Linked DNA regions of Homo sapiens: region 2 is linked to region 1. A link is an interaction called in ENCODE POLR2A ChIA-PET data of the cell type or tissue named here. Cell type or tissue: GM12878. All regions are shown on one strand. Each heading gives the region's core, and the rest is flanking DNA. Links, peaks and the distances in the headings are about the cores only. Region 1 overlaps PYCR2 (pyrroline-5-carboxylate reductase 2). Region 2 overlaps H3-3A-DT (H3-3A divergent transcript).

Region 1 (2,906 bases), core at 49-2,548:
CCATTTAGCAGTGTTGGAGTCTGTGCTCTGTTAATAACCACAACTTAGTAGATTTTGTTTACCTAAGAGTTTGCAAGCCTTACTTCACTTAATTCTCACTGCATTTCAGATAACCAGGATTAACTTTGACTTGTAGATGGGAAGTTGAGGCTCAGAGATAATTTTCCCAAGGTCAAACAGTTAAAAAGTGATGGAGACAGGATTCTAATTTGAATCTATGACTCCAAAGCCTGTCACTCTTCCCGTGTGATCACAGATACCACTTGGGGCTCTGATCAAATGAGATAAATAAGCAAACCCTAACTTAGGTAACTAATACTTCTTAGAAGTACTAGTTGGGAAGTACTAGTTGGGAAGCGTTTGTCTTGGGGCTCTAATTTTTGGTGGTGTCACATCAACAAGCTTGAGGGTTGTGTGGATAGTGGAGACTCAAAGCTCTGGCCCCAGGGTTTATTGCCTTCCTTTAATCCTTCTGGGGTTTTGTCTGCAGAGAGCTACAGTCCATGGCCGACCAAGAAAAGATCTCCCCAGCTGCCCTTAAGAAGACCCTCTTAGACAGAGTGAAGCTGGAATCCCCCACAGTCTCCACACTGACCCCCTCCAGCCCAGGGAAGCTCCTCACAAGAAGCCTGGCCCTGGGAGGCAAGAAGGACTAAGGCAGCATCTGTCCCCTCTGTGATTCAGAGCCCTTAGTTGAGAGCCCCTGCCGCCCCTGCCACCCCCCTGCCCCGCTCCCACCATTGCCCCTCCTCAGCTGTGCAAGGAGAAAGCATGCTTAGGAAGTTTTCAGGTCCTTGTGATAAAACCTCCTTAAATCTGTTCAGACCAAGCAATGCGAGCTTCCTCTCCTGTCCCATGTTGGAAGTTGCTCTGAAGGGGTGGTAGATGCTGGAAGCCAGACACAACCCTGCGTACGCTGCTCAGTTGGTGGAGACTGGGGCTGGGACTGGAGTCAGCCCAGCTGGGAGGAGGGGCTGGGGAGGATCTGCAGCTGAAGCCCGAGGCAGGGTTGGTGTGATGCCAAGGCAAAGTGGTGAGGAGAAAACAGGAAACGGGCTTTCTCTGAATTGGTAAATGGGAAAGAAGTGAGCAACTTAAGATTGTCACAATTAATCACAAGTGTACAGGATTAGACTGGGTTTATATTTAACTCTTGCTTCATAGGTGTACCATTTAAAGAGTGTTATTTAATGCTAAGTTTAACTGCTTTAATAAAGTTTATTTTTAAATATCTTGCTTTTGTTAGGCTTAATCTTAAATAATCATCCTGGAGAACTTGATGCCCTTGTGAGGTCCTCCCTGCTTCTCTGCGAGAGCACTGTCCAAGGGCTAGAAGTAGGGATGAGAGGAATAAGGGGCCAGGCCCTTGGTCTGGATCAAGGTGTTGTTCTAGAATGAGCCAAAGCTAATGGCAGGGAAGAGCCAAGTGGGCTGCATGGGTTGTGGGTCAGCAGCCCAGAATAAAGGGGAAAGCCGTCTGCTTTGATGTGGGGCAGGCACTGTGCTGAGCATTTGATCCTCACAGCTGCCCTCTGAAGGAAGAACTGTTCTTTTCTCACCGTATAGATGTCGAGGCCAGCCAGGCGCAGTGGCTCACGCCTGTAATCCCAGCACTTTGGGAGGCCGAGCCAGGCGGATCATGAGGTCAGGAGATCGAGACCATCCTGGCTAACATGGTGAAACCCCGTCTCTACTAAAAATTAAAAAAAAAAAATTAGCCGGGCGTGGTGGTGGGCACCTGTAGTCCCAGCTACTCGGGAGGCTGAGGCAGGAGAATGGCGTGAACCCAGGAGGCGGAGCTTGCAGTGAGCCGAGATCACGCCACTGTACTCCAACCTGGGCAACAGAGTGAGACTCCGTCTCAAAAAAAAAAAAAAAAAAACCATCTGGAGGCCTAGAGGGATAAGCAACTTACCCCATTTGTGCTGCCGGTCAGTGGTGGGGCTGTCTGTGTTCTTAGCTATCAATTCTGCAGCCTCCCAGAAATAGCTGGGCATGCCATCCACATAGCCAGACATCCAGTGTTTCTCTAGGCAGGCCGGTGTGTGCCTGGTACTTGTTCCTACGAGCTGCCTGCCTGTGCAGCAGGGCTGTTTGAAAAGGCATGCGAGGCCGGGCGCAGTGGCTCATGCCTGTAATCCCAGCACTTTCGGAGGCCGAGGTGGGCAGATCATGAGGCAGAGAGATCTAGACCATCCTGGCCAACATGGTGAAACCCTGTCTCTACTAAAAATACAAAAATTAGCCAGGCATGGTGGTGTATACCTGTAATCCCAGCTACTCGGGAGGCTGAGGCAGGAGAATTGCTTAAACCTGGGAGGCGGAGATTGCAGTGAGCCAAGATCGTGCCACCGTAGTCCACCCTGGCAAAAGAGCAAGACTCCATCTCAAAAAAAAAAAAAAAAGAAAAAAGGTATGGGCATTGGCATCAGCATCAGCTCTGGGTTCAAATCTTAGATTCCCCTGCTTTCTACTCCACAGCCCGGGAGAAGTTACCAAATTTCTCACAGCCCGGGAGAAGTTACCAATTTCTCTGATCTCAGGGTTTCATCCCTTATAAATATGGAGCCCATGTTTCATCAGGGTGTTAAATGAGACCATGTGGCAGTGCTCAACAGAACATCTGGAACACCATGGCCCCTTCGTGTAAATGGTGTTCTTCCTTCACCCTCCTGCTGAGAAGAGAGTGGAGCCTTGTTCCATTCCACTGAGTCAGGGCAGCCCCAGCTCTAACTCCAAACCTGAGAGCACATGGGAAGTCATTCTTCTGGGCCAACACAGCAAGTGCAATACTAAAAACTCATTTAAAGTCCCCAGTATGTGGCCGGCCCTTTGCAGACACTTCACACATACTCTCATGGCCTTAGGAGCTGGGTATATTTTTTTTTTTCCCCAGAAAAGTGAGG
Region 2 (2,906 bases), core at 281-2,780, 130 kb before region 1:
GAGATGGGAAAATTGCTTGAACCCAGGAGGCAGAGGTTGCAGTGATTCAAGATGGCACCACTGCACTCCAGCCTGGGCGACTGAGTGAAACTGTCTCAAAACAACAACAACAACAAAAACAGGCATAATTTATTACATACTGGAATTAAAGAACACAGAAAACCACCACCCTTCTTTCAGTTTATAGGCTAAATCAGGCTCACAGATAAAAATCTAAGGATCCTCAGCGTGGTATTCCAGAAATTGCTGGGGAAGCTGGCAGGGTTGGGGGGTGGTGGGGGAAGTGGGGGCCGTGATGGGTGTGCTTAGGACCTGGTAATGAGAGTGAGATGGGACCACATGTTCCTTAGGGAGTAGAGCTCAGACTGGGGAAGGGGAGAGGCTCTGGGAATTGCTGAAGGGAGTGGGACTCGGGTGTGGCCCAGGAAGGTCTTGGGAGGGCTGGTAACTACTGGTGAGCTGAGTGTAGCTTGAAACTTAAAGGGAGATTCAGGAAAGAGATGAAAGAAGACAAATGTCACATACTAGACAATTTTGCTTAAGTCTATCTCTTGAGTGAGGGAACAGTAGGACTGTTGCTTTTTCTTCCTGAATCCACCTCTGCAGTTTGGTCCCCTTTGGGTAGATCTGCAAATAGGGAAGTGTTCATGGCCACCTGCCCAGGAGGCTTCCTAAGAATTTGTTGAGCAAATTTCTTTGATACCCGGGATTTGATATTTGCCAAGAGTCAGCCTGAACAAATTCCTAACTGTTGAACATGAAAGCAGAATTCTCAGAGTTGGCCAGCTCTGCAAATTGTGTCTTTCCCTAGCAGAGAACTTGCAGTAGTACAGGCTATTTCCTCATCCACTAAGCACATGCTTGTTGGCCTATGTGGTGGTCTAGCCTTTGCATTCTTGCCTTTGAGAAGATTTCTGGAGAGTACCAGGCAAGATTCTTCTCCAGCCTAGGAGGTGGGACGGCAAGAGGATGGGCTCTCCAGTTCTTTTTTGTCTATTAATTCTACTCCTCCCCTTCTAGGATCTTCCTTTCTCTCTTCATCTCCATTCTCCCCCCTTTTTCTCTACCCTCTTATTCCCTATTCTGGCCAAATGGATTAGGGAGTGGGGAGGGAATGGTCAGGGCTGGAAAGTCCATTCTTATTTATTTTTCTCTTTATAGCAAATCCCAAGACTTCCTTCATGGAAGCACGTGGGAAATTACACCCCTGGGTTGCTGAGGCCACTTAATTTAAAAAGTAAGCCCAGTCTGGAGTGTATCAGTTGGGTGAAGCATCCATCCCTGGGGCATGGTCTTCAAATGCCTGCCATGTCTTGGAGAAAAGCTGGGGCTCACAGAGTGCTGCTGCCCCTGCCTTGCACACACATGTGCAAGGGTTGGTGGTGCTGGGGACCAGGCTTAGGTAGAAGGGAGGTCAGCCCTTCCAGAAGTGAATATTCTGAACTCAGCCTCTCTAACTCCAAATAACTTAAAATGAAAGATTTGTCTGGGAGCAGTGTCTCATGCCTGTAATCCCAAAACTTTGGGATGCTGAGATGGGAGGATCGTTTGAGGGCAGGAATTCAAGACCAGCCTGGGTAATATAGTGTGATGGTTAATATTTGGCGTCAACTTGATTGAAAGATGCCTAGATAGCTGGTCAAGTATTGCTTCTGGGTGTGTCTGTGAGGGTGTTGCCAGAGGAAATTAACATTTGAGTCAGTGGACTGGGAGAGAAAGATCCACTCTCAATGTGGGTGGGCACCATCCAATCGACCACCAGCATGGCTGGAACAAAGCAGACAGAGGAAGGTGGGATAAGACGGCTTGCTGAATCTTCTGGCTTTCATCTTTCCTCTGTGCTAGATGCTTCCAGCCCTGAAGCATCAGACTCCAGGTTCTTTGGCTTTTGGACTCTTGGAGTTACACCAGTGGTTTCCCAGGAACTCTCCAGCCTTGGGCCACAGACTGAAGTTTGCACTGTCGGCTTCCCTGCTTTTGAGGTTTTGTGACTCAGACTGAGCCAACTGGCTTCCTTGCTCTTCAGGTTGCGGACGGCCTATCGTGGGACTTTGCCTTGTGATTGTGTGAGTCAATTGTCCTTAATAAACTGCCTTTCATATATACATCTATCCTATTAGTTCTGTCCCTCTGGAGAACTCTGACTGCTGATACACATAGCAAGACCCCGTCTCTAAAAAAAAGAGAGAAAGGCACATTGGAAAATAGAGAATAGATCAAGAAAACAATCCACTCATAATTCCATTACCCTATCACTACCACTAGTAGCATTCCAAAAAGGTTTTCATTATTAATTCAGGTTGGTGCTATAGTGGGTACACAGGGTCAAGGGGAAGGTACCTGCAAAGTCTAAGTGAAGCAAAGACTATCCTTTGAGAATGAAATTAGGAAAAATTGTTGAGATCAGCCCTCTATAGCAATGGCCCAATCTATGAAACTGAAATAACTTTGCTGAGACATTTCAGCTTTCTCATCTGTAAAATGGCAATAATACTTGAATTCCCTCCTTTTCAGACTTGTTGTGAGATTAAAATAAAATAATAAAAAGCAACAAATTATAAAGTCATTAGTAAATGGATGTATCCTACTGTGTCATGATTATCCAATTTATTTAAATGACATAGGCAATCAAATTTCATAATTCAGGATTTAAAAAATTGTACTTGGGGCCTCTCAATTCCTTTCCTGTCTGATTTGGTGAAATATAATAGGTAGGTAGTTGGTAAATAAGTCTTGTTTCTCACAGGTTGTATATATCTATCTGGTTGGAAATAAAATAAAGATATGGCAGACTAATGCCTATTTGCACGTGCTTTTAGAACATCTCTACTGTACTGTAGCACCATTAGATGATTAGTATTAGTAACTAATGCTCTGGAAGTATGAGAATAATAAAATAATGATGA

What was found. Peaks named below come from ENCODE experiments on the same cell type or tissue, not always from the same donor. Only the 100,000 strongest peaks of a DNase experiment are listed, where the experiment ranks them.
Region 2: POLR2A ChIA-PET joins it to region 1 with 6 read pairs; 4 of 35 experiments call an interaction of 5 or more read pairs at or near these places.

Annotation. Positions count from the first base shown.
Region 1 is chr1:225,918,205-225,921,110 of GRCh38, reverse strand. It overlaps PYCR2 (pyrroline-5-carboxylate reductase 2), which reads left to right. Exons shown (of 7, transcript NM_013328.4): 7 at 491-1,233. The coding sequence ends at 656. Among named protein-coding and RNA genes, the nearest start is that of MIR6741, 2.5 kb to the left of the region's middle. In GM12878, for the core only: no CTCF peak of the experiment used is centred there; a DNase peak (open chromatin) is centred at 1,040.
Region 2 is chr1:226,045,530-226,048,435 of GRCh38, reverse strand. H3-3A-DT (H3-3A divergent transcript) reads left to right here. Exons shown (of 2, transcript NR_185887.1): 2 at 1,846-2,105. Among named protein-coding and RNA genes, the nearest start is that of H3-3A-DT, 16 kb to the left of the region's middle. In GM12878, for the core only: no CTCF peak of the experiment used is centred there; no DNase peak of the experiment used is centred there.